Regions from separate parts of the Homo sapiens genome. Here all the other regions are linked to region 2. Evidence: chromatin loops called from intact Hi-C (ENCODE). Cell type or tissue: CD4-positive, alpha-beta T cell. All regions are shown on one strand. Links, peaks and the distances in the headings refer to the core of each region. The heading gives the core; the rest is flanking DNA.

What was found. Hi-C counts contacts between places; a loop is a spot of excess contacts. Peaks named below come from ENCODE experiments on the same cell type or tissue, not always from the same donor. Only the 100,000 strongest peaks of a DNase experiment are listed, where the experiment ranks them.
Region 1: it touches region 2 in a loop (13-fold over the local background); 33 of 110 quality-filtered maps call a loop at or near these places.
Region 3: a loop joins it to region 2, with 2.3 times the contacts of the local background. A loop is called at or near these places in 2 of 110 quality-filtered maps.

What each region holds. Positions count from the first base shown.
Region 1 is chr2:201,229,119-201,234,430 of GRCh38, forward strand. It overlaps a transcript of CASP10 not described here and a transcript of CASP8 not described here. Among named protein-coding and RNA genes, the nearest start is that of CASP8, 29 kb to the right of the region's middle. RefSeq lists an enhancer at 3,067-3,316. In CD4-positive, alpha-beta T cell, for the core only: a CTCF peak has its summit at 3,295 (motif pointing left); DNase peaks (open chromatin) are centred at 3,283, 4,333 and 4,873; H3K4me3 peaks cover 1,368 bases; H3K27ac peaks cover 1,139 bases.
Region 2 is chr2:200,899,608-200,904,919 of GRCh38, forward strand. It overlaps NIF3L1 (NGG1 interacting factor 3 like 1), which reads left to right. Exons shown (of 7, transcript NM_001369441.2): 7 at 3,887-4,318. The coding sequence ends at 4,071. Among named protein-coding and RNA genes, the nearest start is that of NIF3L1, 13 kb to the left of the region's middle. In CD4-positive, alpha-beta T cell, for the core only: CTCF peaks have their summits at 2,017 and 2,218; a DNase peak (open chromatin) is centred at 2,034.
Region 3 is chr2:201,448,430-201,453,741 of GRCh38, forward strand. TRAK2 (trafficking kinesin protein 2) reads right to left here and starts at 3,029. Exons shown (of 16, transcript NM_015049.3): 1 at 2,921-3,029. STRADB (STE20 related adaptor beta) reads left to right here and starts at 3,311. Exons shown (of 12, transcript NM_018571.6): 1 at 3,311-3,509. RefSeq lists enhancers at 2,384-3,238, 2,642-3,171 and a silencer at 3,202-3,881. In CD4-positive, alpha-beta T cell, for the core only: no CTCF peak of the experiment used is centred there; a DNase peak (open chromatin) is centred at 3,162; H3K4me3 peaks cover 2,279 bases; H3K27ac peaks cover 988 bases.

The sequences.
Region 1 (5,312 bases), core at 935-4,934, 330 kb after region 2:
CCACATCGCCTGAGATTGACAACGCCCTACAGCAAGACGGAAACCTCCCTTTACAGCACCACCTTGCGATTCTGCAGCCACAAAGTTGAGACTTCTGAACGTGGCACTCTTCTGTTCCCTTACTGTTTCACGTGTACCTGTGTCATCTTTCTTGTTTCATCGTAAACATACTTCTAAAATTCCCATTTTCTTTATTTAGAAATAGAACTACAAGCGGATGGTTAAACAATTTAAACAAATGGTCCATGGGGAAAAGTGAATTTCACACTGTCCCCCAAACTTTCAGTGCCTTTTATGGAGATAATTATTGTTTCTAATGTTTTGAATATTCTTTCAGAGATATTTTATTCTTATATAAGCATATGTGTATTTGTGTCCTTCCCTCATTTTCCCCCCACAAACACTAGCAGACTGTTTTGCACCTTGGTTAGCTCATTTAACATATCTTGGAGCCAGGTGCGGTGGCTCATGCCTGTAATCCCAGCACTTTGGGAGGCCGAGGTGGGCGGATCACCTGAGGTCGGGAGTTCGAGACCAGCCTGACCAACGTGGAGAAACCCCGTCTCTACTAAAAATACAAAATTAGCCAGGCGTGGTGGCACATGCCTGTAATCTCAGCTACTAGGGAGGCTGAGGCAGGAGAATCGCTTGAACCTGGGAGGCGGAGGTTGCGGTGAGCCGAGATCGTGCCATTGCACTCCAGCCTGGGCAACAGAACATATAGATCTGCTTGATCCTTTTCATGACTGCTACAGCTCCATTGAATGTATGGATCATCAGTGCTCCAGCTAGCACCTTAGTGATGGGCATTTAGGGATCACAAACTTCATAAGGGCAGAAACAATATCTTACCCATCCTCTGTTTCTGATATGGTTTGGATGTGTGTCCCTGCCCAAATCACACGTCAAGGTAATCCCCCATGTCAGAGGTGGGGCCTGGTGGAGGTGATTGGATCATGGGGATGGATCCTTCATGAATGGGTTAGCACCATCCCTTTGGTGCTGTTCTTGTGATAGAGCTCTCATGAGATCTGGTTGTTTAAATGTGTGTGGCACCTCCCCACTCTCTTGGTCAAGTTCCTGCCATGTAAGATGCTTGCCCTTGCTTTGCCTTCTGCCATGAATAAAAGCTCTCTGAGGCTTCCCCAGAAGCAGATGCCACTATGCTTCCTGTACAGCCTGTGGAACTGTGAGCCAATTAAGCCTCTTTTCCTTATGAATTATCCAGTCTTAGGTATTTCTTTGTAACAGTGTGAGGATGAGCTAATACAGTTTCCTACACTGTAACCTAAGGCAATGCTTTGCACAAAGGGATGAACCAGATTGCTTAGTAATTAAAACACAAATACAAACCACAAGCATATCCATTCATGAATTGGGGGACAGCTTTTATTTGATTCTGAGTTCTGATACCTGCTGCTTTGCTTTGTTAAAAATGTGCTAGTTCTCATTCAGCTTCCTATCAGTCATATCACCAACCAACATGTATAACATGTACAATCTGCCAGGTCAGGAGGAAACTTATGGATACAAGAAATGTCCCTCCCTTCTAGGAAATGATAATCTGCTTTGGGAGAGAAGGCAGGTACTTTTTGGCAAAAGTGACATAATAAAATAATCAAAAAAAGATGGATCTTTTTTTCTTTTTTGAGATGGAGTCACGCTCTGTCACCCAGGCTGGAGTGCAGTGGCGCGATCTCGGCTCACTGCAACATCCGCCTCCCAGGTTCAAGCGATTCTCCTGTCTCAGGCTCCCGAGTAGCTGGGACTACAGGCACCCACCACCACGCCCGGCTAATATTTTGTATTTTTAGTAGAGACGGGGTTTCACTGTGTTAGCCAGGATGGTCTCGATCTCCTGACCTTGTGATCCGCCTGCTTCGGCCTCCCAAAGTGCTGGGATTACAAACATGAGCCACTGCACCAGGCGAAAAGATGGATTTTTTAAAAAAGGTGTTAGGATAATCAGGTCCCCACCTGCAAGAAAGTAAAGTTAGAAGCCCACCTCAGACCATGCATACCAGCACAAAAATGTCAAATGGCTTAAAGATAAAATGTTAAAACAAGTCTAGAAAGGTATTAAAAGAAAATATAGAAAATACAGCACCAGCAAAAATTTCCCTACACAAGATGTAAAAGCCAGAAGTCATAAAGGAAAAGGTTGATAAATTAGAATAGATAAAAATGTAAAACTTTTGTATAATATAAGACACAAAGAATGAATTTAAAGACATACAATGAAGGTTAGGAAGATGAAGATGTTTTGGCGATGAGTGGTGGTTACACATCAGTATTAATGTACTTAATGTTACTGAACTGTACACTTAAAATGATGAAAATGGTAATTTTTATGTTATGTGTATTTCATCACATAAAAAAAGACATGAAATGAATCGGGGAAAATATTTGCTACATAACTAAGAATGAAGGCCCTTAATAAAATCTGTAAAACTATACACACTTTTAGGAATGAATCAACAAATAATTTCTATGAATTAGAAAAAAGTGACAATCCAACTAAAAAATGAATAAGGGATATAAGCAATGTGTTTCACAGAAAAAATAAAAATTGACAATGAAGTTATGAAAAAATGTTCAGTCTCCTTAGTAATTGCACAAAACAAACTAAAACAATGAGACATTACCCCTAAGATTAGTAAATGTTAAAGAAAAATAATAATTGGTGAGGGTGTGGGGAAGTGGGCACTTACACCTATGTTTGGAAATATAAATTGGTGCAACCTTATAGGGAGAGCAATCTCACAACATTTTCCAAAGACTTACATGCACAACCCTATGGCAGAGAAATTTATTCCTCTTCCAGGATTTTTTTTCCTTCAAAAACAGTGATGTGGATGAAAAACACATGTTCACTACTGCACAGGGTATAACAGCTGAAAACTGGAAACGATAATACTCACATTCCCTTCAGTAGGGGAATGGTTAAATAAATTTTACAAGCCATCTGGTAGATACCAGGCATGAGCTAAAAGTTAGGGTCCAGTTAGAGATGGAAAGCACACCAGTAATTTGAAAGGGAAAATGTAATATGAAGAATTATTAACTAGTAAAAGAAGGCTAACTGCTAAAGGTACAAGAGCACTCAAGCTGTCTGCAGTCAGCAGGCCCCGGCTGGTGAGCAGGAAGCTGCCCGCTGGGAGGCTGCCAAAGTTCCCTGAAGGTGAGCACCACTGGTTCTACAAGCTGCTGGCAGTCATGGCGTTAAGAGCAGGAAGAGAAGCACCAGAACCCGGAAGAGAAATCCAGTCCTCTGCTAGGCCTTGCACCGTCCCTCTGGCGCCCTCTACTGACAAAGCCAGTAAAATTGTGCCGCTAGCAAAGGAGATCTTTTTATGGGATGTAGCTTGGTGTCACCAAAGAGAACAGAGTGGACTTGGAGCTCAGATGCAACACAATGATTGATACTGGCACAGTATACTTACCCTGCTTTTGTAAACAAAATGGTATATGTGATGTCTCTCTTTGTCTCTCTGTATATAAAACAATATTTGTTTCTACTTATTATGTATTTATGTCTTTACTCTGCATGCCAGGAGCTAAGTATTTTGCATGTATTAACTCATTTTGTTCTCATAATAACCTTCACATGCAGGAATCATTATAGCTACTTTATGAATGAGCCGAGGAAGGCACTGAGACGTTAAGTAACTTGCCCAAGGTCACGCAGCTAGTAAGTGGCAGAGCAAGAATTACTATGGCTTTATAAGCCTAGGAAAAAGTCTGAAAGAATCAAAATGTTAACAGCGGGGACCTCAAGGAAGCATTGAAGAGGCCATGGGAGAAGTTTTCACTTTGTTAAAAAATCAGTCCTTCAAATAAATAAATACAGTGAGGCTTCCCCAGAAGCAGATGTCACTATGCTTCCTGTACAGCCTGTGGAACTGTGAGCCAGTTAAACCTCTTTTCTTTATAAATTATCCAGTCTTAGGTATTTCTTTATAACAGTGCTAGGATGAGCTGATACAGTTTCCTACACTGTAACCTAAGGCAATGCTTTGCACAAAGGGATGAGCCAGATTGCTTAGTAATTAAAACGCAAATACAAACCACAAGCATATCCATTCATGAATTGGGGGGCTGCTTTGTGTGCATAGATAAGGTATATTTTTTAAAAAAATTATTTTTCCAAGAAGAAAATAAACCAGTTAATAAACGACAACTCACAGTGCCAGGAAGTGAGAAACAAGTGTGTGATAAACGGTGGAGAATGGGAGCACTCTCCGCAGTGGGCGGGAGGAGACGAGGAGGGCGTTCCCTGGGGAGTGGCAGTGGTTGGAGCAAAGGTTTGGAGGAGGTAAGTCATGTGCTCTGAGTTTTTGGTTTCTGTTTCACCTTGTGTCTGAGCTGGTCTGAAGGCTGGTTGTTCAGACTGAGCTTCCTGCCTGCCTGTACCCCGCCAACAGCTTCAGAAGAAGGTGACTGGTGGCTGCCTGAGGAATACCAGTGGGCAAGAGAATTAGCATTTCTGGAGCATCTGCTGTCTGTGAGATTAAGCACTATGTATATTGCTTTATTCACTCCCCACAGCAACCTTACCAAGCAGTTCTTTTCCACGTGAAAAGATGGAGGCTGGGTGGAGCAAAAGGAGGTATTTAGAGTCCTCAGCAAGTGAGAGGCAGAGCTGGGATTTGAATCCAGATCTGCCTGATACTGAAGTCTAGGCTGGTTCCACCTCTCCGGACTGCTTTCCAGGGAGTAGAAGACAGATATTTTACCTTAGCTGGCTGCTTCTAGAAGTCTGACCCTGCTGGCTCAAAACGACTTTAGTTCCTTGCCCAGAGGCTGCGGGCTGCGGGTCAAGACATCAGTAGAAGGAGGGCCCAGCCAGAGAGGCTGACATGGGCTTCTACTCACCGTCATCTCTCCTTCCTTCCAGGAGCAGCCCCTGGGTGCGTCCACTTTCTGGGCACGTGAGGTTGGGCCTTGGCCGCCTGAGCCCTTGAGTTGGTCACTTGAACCTTGGGAATATTGAGGTAAGCCTGGGATTTCCAGAGGAGGTTTGGGGGAAAGAGAAGTGGTGAACGCTATTACTGTTCCCTATCTAGACACCAGTGGGCCGAGTGGAGCAGATGCCAGTTGGGACCTTCCCGCCCTCTCTTTGGTTATTAATCCATTATTGTTCCCTGTACACTGGTATGAGTGGATGGGGGAAGTATTTAGCCAAGTTTTTGAGACCTGTACTCGGAGCTAAAATGCATTGTCTTCCTATAGTGCGGGACCCCACAACTGTGGAGGAGCCGCAGGGGATACTGGGTAGTACGCAGACATTATGCACTAAATGACAATGGCTC
Region 2 (5,312 bases), core at 488-4,487:
GGGACTTACTGCATTCTTTGTGGAGGGATGAAATCATTGAACAGTTTATTACATTATCTCAAAAGTTAATGGTCAGCATTTATTTTACCTACATTCTTCCTAAACTGTCCCAAACCTCTCAGATTTCACATCAGTGGGATACTTTCTACCCTGTCACCTTAGCTAGGAAATGGTTCCTTTTACTCAGCCTAAAGCCAATCATCAATTCCTATCAATTCAAGCTCCCAAATCTTTCTAGAATCTTCCCCCTTATCTCTATCCAGGCACCATCTCCTACTTGAAGTACAGCATCAACCCTCTAATGGTATCTTCCATATACTCTCCTGAAATTAACTTTTCAAAGTGCAAATTTGATGGTCTTGATTAAAAAGACTTCAGTGATTTCCTTCATCTGTCTGGTGGAGCCTGAACATTGCATCCCCTTTCCTGTACCCTTTGCTTATGCTGTTTTCTCTGGCTAGAATGCCTTTTCCTTGTACTCCTAGTGATAAGTGAACACCCCCTCTGAGAAGCCTTCTCTGACACTGTCCTGCTCCTGCCTCTTGTGGGTCCCTATCACTTTGTCCTTGACCTCCAATGTGCACTTCTGTTGGATAGTAATTGTCTGGCTGCTGGGCCTTATACTTTCTCATTTAGGATACTACCTAATAGGTCCTGGCTAATTTTTATTGAAAGAATTACTTTATGTAGTTACTACTCAGGAATATGGCCAAACATGGCCCCTTACACCTCCAAAGGATTTGGAGGCATTTTAAGGGGTTGCCACTTTGTTTACCTCCTCCTTCTTAGGGTTAGGAGAGAATGAGTTAAAGAATTACTTTTCCCACTTTGAGGACCAGGCTCTAGGCTCTTAGCCCTCTGGCCATTCCTTTGGCTACTTCCATGCTTCCCTTGCCTCCCACACCCACACTTTGTTATATAGCACACTCTCTTACAAAGGCTGCTGCACTCAAAGCATTGTCACATCCTGAAGTACCGAGGAGCAGCATCTGAGCAAGCCTGATGGAATTGCTCTAAACCAATAAATTGATTTAAAAAAACAAAACATGTATGTGACTATTACTTATTTTATATTTTCTGAAGATAAAAGATTTTTGTAAGCCCTTAAATTTCTACCAGATTAAAGTGAAATTTCAATATGAATATCTTACAGTATTGTGTCTGGCTATTTTAAAATTCATTTTAGCATTTTACTTAGGAATTTCAGACCTATGCAAAAGTTGCAAGAATAGTATACTGAACTCCTATATGCTCTTCACCTTGGTTACTATGGTTATATTCTGCCATATTTGTACATTCCCTATGTGCATATTATATATGTGTCTATACACATTTGTGTTTGCATGTATAGATACATAATATATACAAGTTAAAATATGTTCTATATATATATTGATGTATTTCCCCTAGGACCATTTTGTAATCAATTGCAGACATGACAATTTCTTTACCTCTCAATACTTCAGTGTATAGTCTAAGAACAAAGACATTCTAAGTCCATGGAACAATTATCAAACATGGGAATTTAATATTGTTAAAACACTTACTTGATATACAGTCCATATTCACATTTTCCCAATTGATAAAAGCTTATAGCATTTCTTTTTCTGATCCATATCCAGCCAATGATCTCACATTGCATTTAGTTGTTGTTAGTCTCCTTCAGTCTGGAATAGTTTCTCAGCTTTGTCTCCATAGCATTGACATTTTTAAAGAGTATAGGCTCTTTGTTTTGTGCTTCTCTCTCAATTTGGGGTATCTGTTTCCTTATACTTTTTTAAAAACTAGTTTTTTAAAACAATGATAAAGTATAATGATACGTGCATAAGATAAATTCAAGCAGTTCCAAAATGTTAAAATGTCCTTCCTATCTGGCTGTGGGGAGAAATAGAAAATATATTATCCGGCTAGCATTAGCTGTCTCTGGTCTGTGAGGCATCACTTTTGAGTATAACTTCAGAGATGTGAAGCCCCACCTAAAGGACCTCTGCTGAACTTCATCACGCTTCCTGTGAGCCTGAGGCCGTGTTCTCATTGTATTAGGTTGTTAAGGGTAATACCCCGTAAGACCAGCAGATGGGGAGCCTGCTCCTTGTAAATTAAGTTCTCCCATTTGTCTTTTCATTCTCCATTTGCTTATTCTTTCCCAAGCTGCCATCCTGGGCCAAGCTTTTCTTTCCATTGGCTTCAGCTATTATTGCAGGGTCTTCACTGATTTCCCCCCTTTCATGCCTTCTCCAGCCAATGAATTTGTCACAGTACAGGCAGCCAGACTTACCTTTCCTAAAACAAGGCTTCCAACTGGGCCATCTTAGTGTCTTTTTCTTGCTTTTTACTTCTACTATTATAGATTAAGATGTTTTAAAAGGTGCTTGAATAAAAACTGTTCCTTATAATGAGATGACACTTATTAGGAGGAGATTGTGGGGAACTAAAAAATTCTGGAATTAAGAAAACTCATTTTTTTACTTATAGGTGTTTTCTTATGGGAAAATTAAAAGAGAACTCATTTTTTTCCAAGAACCCTTTTTTCTTAAATTTATATGCCCTTCTGTCTCTAAATACAGTTCAAAATTGTACTTTTTAAAGAACAAACCTAATTGTACACAGTACAGTTTTGCTCTTAAATTAGAAGTCATCAAATTCACAAACTGCATTTTAAGAAATTCAGAATATTAGGCTGGACATGGTGGCTCACGCCTGTAATCCCAGCACTTTGGGAGGCTGAGGCGGGCAGATCACTTGAGCCCAGCAGTTCGAGACCAGCCTGGCCAACGTGGTGAAACCCCATCTCTACTAAAAATACAAAAATTAGCCAGGCATGGTGGTGGGTGCCTGTCATTCCAGCTACTCGAGAGGCTGAGGCAGGAGAATCACTTGAACCCAGGAGGCAGAGGTTGCAGTGAGCTGAGATCGTGCTACTGTACTCCAGCCTGGGTGACAGAGCAAAACTCCATCTAAAAAAAAATTAACAATATAAATTAAAAATTCAGAATATGAATTTTCCCCAAATCTTTTCACAACAGATGAGATTCCCTCCAGAGTTTCTAGGGATTTTGCTTAAGTCAAAGAAAAATACTTTGTTTTTAACCTGGAAGTAATCTTAAATTCATTTCATCCTTATATATTAGACTAAGTTGACGACAGAAATACTGGTGCTTACAAAGCATAAGTCTGCTGGGCAGTATACATATAATTTCCTCCAGAGGTATTTATTACTTACATAAGAGGCAAATTTTCTGAAGGCCTCATTTTACTTGGCAGTGATCATTCATTTTACCGTGGAAACACTTTGAATGGGTGTTTACAGATCTGGTTCTGGCCAGATATGTTGGATTGGATAATTGCCTTGGGGTCTGCTAAGGAAAAAGAAGTTGGAATTCTCAGTGGGATGGATTTTATTTTTATATTTTCAAGATAGTCTTACTCTGTCACCCAGGCTGAAGTGCAGTGGTGCAGTCTCGGCTCACTGCAACCTCCAGGCCCTGGACTGAAGCTATTCACCTGTCTCAGCCTCCTGAGTAGCTGGGATTACAGGCACGCACCACCACGCCCAGCTAATTTTTGTGTTTTTAGTAGAGATGGAAGTTTCACCATGTTGGCCAGGCTAGTCTAGCACTCCTTAGCTCAGGTGATCTGCCTGCCTAGGCCTCCCAAAGTGCTGGGATTACAGGCGTGAGCCACCGCGCCCAGACTTTTCTCTCTTTTTAAGTTGGAGGACATAAAAGAAAACTGTACACTACTTTCTAGATTTATATGTAAAACAGTTCTGCTCTATTACATTCACTTCATATAGACTACAAACTTGGTATTTCTGCTTTTGTGTTTCCTCATTCCACAGATTCCATATTTAGCATTTAAGAATTTGCTCTTCCCTTTTTGGTAGGTGAGATGTCCCATCATGATACTTTGGATGCTGCTTCCCAAGGAATAAATGTCATCCTCTGTGAACACAGCAACACTGAACGAGGCTTTCTTTCTGACCTTCGAGATATGCTGGATTCTCACTTGGAGAATAAGATAAATATTATCCTATCAGAGACTGACAGGGACCCTCTTCAGGTGGTATAATTGCAGAAACATCAGGATAACACATTCTACAAATCAGCTGGATGCCAACTTAAATTTGTAACATGAGTCAGTGGGACTGGTGTGCTTCCAGAGAGTGTCTTCGAGGGTATCATCATTTCCGGTTTGTTAATCTTATTCACCAAATGTTCTATCGCTCGTAAGGTAAAACTGTAATATAACTACCATATTAAATAACAAATGTTCATTATAAACTCTAGGAAAGATTGAATAAAATCTGTTTACTTAACATTCTTTGGAAGGAGCTCAAGTGATTCTGTCCTTAGTTTAATTGTAGATGGGATGGATCCATTTGGGTATCTCTGCCCTTGGTTAGTTAACATTATGCTTGAAAAACTTGGGCTTGAACACTTCTAGGTAGTAGCCTTTTTGCAGTGATAAGAAGTTCTGTTTGTCCTTGTTCCTAGTTCTGCCTACATTCCAGTCTCTCACCTAAATTTCAGAATCAGAATGAGATTTATCAGGATGTTGTTTTGAAAATATGTATACACAATCATTATTCATATTACTGTTACTTTATTGCTTTTTAGATGACTTACCTGTAATTTTTTTTTCTTCCACAGTCCTTTGTTCCCGATTTCTGCTCTGTCACTTCCCTCTCCTGGCAATGAACTTGGCTGCCGCAGGCAGGGGGCAGGGCCAGGGAATGAAATTCCAGAGCAGAAAGAACAAAGTCAGATATCTCAAAATATCATCCTGCCCCATTTAATCTGGGCCTTTTATCCATGTGGATGCCCCTTTCTAAACAGCACCTGCGCTGGGCTGCGAGGCCCCTGCCTGCCTGCTGCTGGTTGGGCAGGGCAGATACACCTTTCTCCACCTGAGGACTGCGTTCTCAGGTAATCTGGCTAAAGCAATATTCCCTCCATTTTAGGCATTCTTAGATTGCTTTTATGATTTGTGCTATTTTACCATACCACATGTAATTTTTACTTCATGCTTTTGTGTAAAGCAACTTTTTCTCTTTTTGTTTATTTTTTATTGTGGTAAAATTCACATAACATAAAATTCGCCATTTTATTTTCCTGCCCCCCCCTTCCAAAATTCACCATTTTAAAGTATACAATTCCGTAGCTTTTAGTACATTTACAGTGTTGTGGTACTGTTACCACTACAGTTCCAAAGCATTTTTCATCACCACAGAGGGAAGCCCCCATTAAGTAATAATTCCCTCCTCCCATCCCCTGGATCCTATTTCTATGGATTTGTCTATTTTGGATATT
Region 3 (5,312 bases), core at 935-4,934, 550 kb after region 2:
TATTACATAAATGTTTCCTATTATTATAAGAACACTGCAGATCTGAACAGATAATGACTCAACTATGAATAATTTAGTTCTTTTAATTACTAAGTCATTTAAATGTGACTATTACCTTTTTGCCTCCTATTTCTTACCAACTAAACAGGATGGTAACTAAAGAGGTTCAAAACTGGTACAGATAATATAATGAGAGCTCACAATAAACATGAAATAAGACATTATCTGTCTCATTCCTTATACTGGTATTTAACATATTTGGGGCACTAAAGCAAAGAAAGTTTCAGTGGAGAATAACACTTCTCTGCTCGTATTTTAATTTTTTTTAGAGATGGCGTCTCACTCTGTCACTCAAGCTGGAGTGCAGTGGTGCCATCATCGCTCAAGGGATCCTTTGATCTCAGCTGGCACTACAGGCACAAACAACCACACCCAGCTATTTTTTATTTTTGGTAGACATGGGGTTTTGCTATGTTGAACAGGCTGGTCTCAAGTCATCCTCCTGCCTCGGGCTCTCAAAGTGCTGAGATTACAGGTGTGAGTCACCACACCCAGCAGGGTCATATTTTTATTTGCAGACTCACAAAACCTGTAAACTGAAAAGAACCTTTTGATAAAAGTCCAGTCTTATAATTTCTTACATAAGTGAGATGGATTTGGAATGGGCTTTTCGGGTCTTACTGAGCAGTTCAGTAAGAAATGGGAATTGTAGGCAGAGAGAATCAGTTTGTTCAAAAGTACTAAAGCAGGGGTTCAGGACTTATTCCAGATGTCCAAGGTGTGTGTTGGAACCAGTCTTAGACAATAACACTAGACAATCCTCTTTAACCACTCAACCTTTAAAGTCTATAATTTCTGAAGTACGTATTAGTTACCTGATCTGTGACTTGGAAGCAAGGCAGATCTAGATTTAAATCTCCCCTTGTTACATAAGCAAGTCTTTGAGCCTCAGATTAGTGTGATAGGTTTGTTAAAGTGATTAAGTGAGCTAAAGTATGAAGAGCTCCCACCTGGGGTGCCTGGCAGATTGCAAATACTAAAATGTTGGTTCTTTTTTTTTTTTTTTTTTTTTGAGACTGAGTTTCACTCTTGTTGCCCAGACTGGAGTGCAATGGCTCGATCTTGGCTCACCGCAACCTCCGCCTCCTGGGTTCAAGCGATTCTCCTGCCTCAGCCTCCTCAGTAGCTGGGACTGCAGGCATGTGCCACCATGCCTGGCTAATTTTTTTTTTTTTTTGAGATGGAGTCTCGCTGTTGCCCAGGCTGGAGTGCAGGGGTGCAATCTTGGCTCACTGCAACCTCTGCCTCCGGGTTCAAGCAATTCTTCTGCCTTAGCCTCCGAGTAGCTGGGACTACAGGCGCGTGCCACCACGCCCGGCTAATTTCTGTATTTTTAGTAGAGACGGGGTTTCACCATATTGGCCAGGCTGGTGTATTTCCTTTCAGTAGAGACGGGTTTCTCCATGTTGGTCAGGCTGTTCTTGAACTCTCCACCTCAGGAGATCTGTCCTCCTTGGCCTCCCAAAGTGCTGGGATTACAGGAGTGAGCCACAGCGCCCGGCCAAATGTTGGTTCTTTCTAACAAACCTCTTCCATCATATGAATAAGTGTGTAAGATAACAAAACACTGTCTTTCACATGGTATGTGCTTGCTAAATGTCTGAGACTTGCTGGACATTACTTAATTTTAAAAATAGAAAACTGGAGCTGGGTGTGGCGGCTCACGTCTGTAATCCCAGCACTTTGGGAGGCCAAAGCGGGTGGATCATGAGGTCAAGAGATCGAGACCATCCTGGCCAACATGGTGAAACCCCATCTCTACTAAAAACACAAAAATTAGCTGGGCGTGGTGGTGCGCGCCTGTAGTCCCAGCTACTCTGCAGGCTGAGGCAGGAGAATCGCTTGAATCCGGGAGGCGGAGGTTGCAGTGAGCCGAGATCACCCCACTGCACTCCAGCCTGGCGACAGAGCGAGACTCTGTCTTAAAAAAAAAAAAGAAAAGAAAGTTGGAATAACTGCTAGGATGATAAAATGTCTTCATCCCTGACCTTTCTCACCTCCAAATGTCCTTCACAATTTGTTTTTAAGTGTCATGTCACCACCATTAACCTGCTATTTGGAGACTACTGTACCTCAGACTTCCAAGTCAACAGCAAAGATCTAAAGGTCGGGAAGATTTACGGAGACCAAGAACTGAAAGTGTTCCTTTTGTTCCTATGGTCCATTCCATCAACTTGATGAATATCCTGTGAAGTTACCTTTTTTTTTTTTTTTTCTGACGTAGAAACAGCAGGTCTAAGCAAAAGGTGCATGAGCAAGAGCAAGTAACATCCCTATTATTATGACGCAGATTTTTTTTTAAGTTGAAATTCAATTTTTGGGCTGCTACTAAAAAGGACATGTGCGAATATCTATTATTTACGCTTCAAACTAAAGTCAGCCGTTTTTCTTTTTCAAGATATGTGGCATCTGGCTCAAAATCAATTGCAAGAAAAGCCCAACTCTATTTGACCCAGAAAGAGCTCTTTCCAATACCCTCTCCTCCCACTTACATCACAGATGGCGACTGAAGCTTAAGGTTTAATGCCCGACCCTAAAGCCACTCATCCTAAAAGACAGGGCTCCAGATGGATGCTGTATGGCAGAGGATAAGGCGCTATGAGAAGCTGCCAAGCCTCAGATGTGCAGCTGGGCTGAATACCGACGCCAGCGCCTAGCGCCCATTACTTTGCACCCACACTTAGGAAACAACCCACGCCTCACCGCGGGACCCGGACCCAGCCCTCCAGCACCCAGCCTCCGGCTCCGACGTCCGCGCGTGACCTCCGGGTACCGGAGGACCTTGGGACGAGGAGGTCCCTCCGCTTTCCGGGGAAGTTGTCAAGGGCAAGTTCGGGTTCTGCGCGGACAGCTTACTCACTGGAGTGGTTCGGCATCCTCTGTCGTCCGCCCGCGCTTCCTCAGGAAGCCCCTAATGCAGCGGCAGCCTGAAAGCAGCAGCCGAAGCTGCTGCCGCTGCTCCCACTGCCAGCAACCGCCCGGGCGTGGCAGGGACAGGCGGGCGACTTCACAACATCATCACTCGGCGACCTCGGTTCTGCGGCGACACCGGGTCAATGGCAGCCCCCACACAATTGGGGAAGCCAAAGGAGAGCCACTCTCCCAGCGGCCTCCACGGCCCCAGCGCAAGACCTGCTGGGAATTGTAGTTTCCTGCCCGCCCCGCCTCAAGCTCGAAGGCCCCGCCTTCTCGCTGCCCAGCCCCGGGGAGGGAGGCGGGGCCGCGACCCCGGCGCGGGTGGGGCGAATGCGTTCCCAGCGGGTAGCCTGGGACTGGTGCAGAGTTCCAAGCCCACGGCCCCGGTCGCGGCCTCGCCGCCCTCCCGCGCCCCGCGCCGGGAGCGGGCCTAGAGCGCTCGCCTCGCCCCTCCGCGAGCAGGGCTCTGGCGCCCGCCCCTGTCCGCACCGCTGGCAGCCTGAAGAGAGTCGCTGGCCGTGGTCGCCGCTAGGGTAAAGACGGGAGGCAGGCCCGGGAAGGGAAGGTGTCGGGGCCGGTGGGGGACGTGTGAGGGAGTGAGCCTTGGTCCGCGCACGCCCGGGAAGCCAGAGGCCAGAACGCGCTAGCCCACCTCCAGCCCGAGCACCGGCGGCTGGCGGGAGCCGTGGCAAGAATGCGGCCCGAGGTGGCGAGCAGCCACTGCGCCAGTGCAGCTCGGGCTCAGCGGGGCCCGGGCCGCGGGTTCGCAGCCCGCCCAGTGGTGCCTGCCGGGTTGGCCGTGCCGGCCGTGCCAGGTGCGCGGGGCCCAGGCCGCCCGGGCGCCCTCTCCCCGCACCCCTCACCTTTGGCCGCGCTCTCGGGCTTGGGGAGTTGCCATATCGAAGACACCCTCAGACCCCAGCTCTATCTGCCGCCTTCTGCAAGTTCGCTGCAAAGTCCCCCATAGCAGGACTAGGAAGGAACCTTTTACAAAATTAAATACTCGAGTGTCGTTTTGTCTTCGGTTTTTCAATTCAACGCTGTGTTTTTCCCTGCTGGGTCTTTGTCAAGTACCTTTTCCCCAAAACTTGATACGGATGTGTAACACGGCGCCTGCTTAGCACGGTGCCTGGCACCCAGTAGGCGCTCAGTAAAGATTTGTTGAACGCATGAGTCACTAAGCTTGGAAAATTCTCCTGAACTGTGCGTCGCTATGATCTTTGTTAAGATTTTATGGGTTCCCAAGATCACTTTGAAAATTACAGTAATTTTAAAGCTCAACAAAGAGTTACATCGGGTCATTTTTGCATTCCCTGTAACAGTGGCCTCTGTTGAATGCCTAAATTAACTCAAAACCCGTGTTCTAGAAGATGCGCCCTTTGGTTTCTACAGAAAGTGTTAATCTTTCAGATCAAAGTCTTCACATGAACCATTCTATTATGGAACAAACTGAAATTACTTATAAAGCTTTATCGTAATTAGCGTTTTGGATACAAGTGTAAGGGACTGCACTGATGTACTTGTGAATACGAAATATAAGTCTCTTAAATATGACTTTTTTTTAAGAAAGGGTTTATATTCATATCTCGTGAAAGAGCATGCCGGAGAAAATTATAATAACAGCAAATCCCCCACCCCCACCCCTTTGCTGGGTGCAGCTGCTGCCTTGACCTCAAAATGTCTTGTAAAATTATCTCTTAATAGTCTGGTGTATCTAAGGCAAAAATCTCTGAGATTAAACCACCCCATAGGGACAACCCTTTTATTACTAACAATTCTTACCAGATTGTGTCTGTTTCTTCTGAGCTTTTCTGAAAAAGAGAAAAAAATAGACAACGTAATGGAGTTTCACATTATTAAGACAAAATCAGTAACAACTTGCTGACATTGAGTGAAAAAAGCAGGATACAAAATCATGATAACCAGAAAATTTGGTTAATCATGACATCCATAACCCTTCTGCTTGTGGGAAGGTCAGCTACAAGTGGCCAGGGTCTTGTCTGCCCTGATTACCAGCGGGTGTCCACAGTGCCTGACCCATGGTAACCACTCATTAAACACTTGTGTAATGATTACTTGGCTGTTAACAGATTAACAGTGTATTGACTATGATGTGTAGTTTCTTCATTTACTTGGATATCTCCTTAGAATAGATCACTCCGGGGAATTTTACTGGGTCAAAAAGTATGAATATTTTCATGGTTATTGAAACATTTGACAACCTGCTTTCCAAATAAACCTTATAGTTTTGTACTGCCATCAGTACATTTGAGTGTACCTTTCAAAGCATAGTTCAAGCTGATACAGTGTTTGCTAATTAGGGGCACTTTGAGATG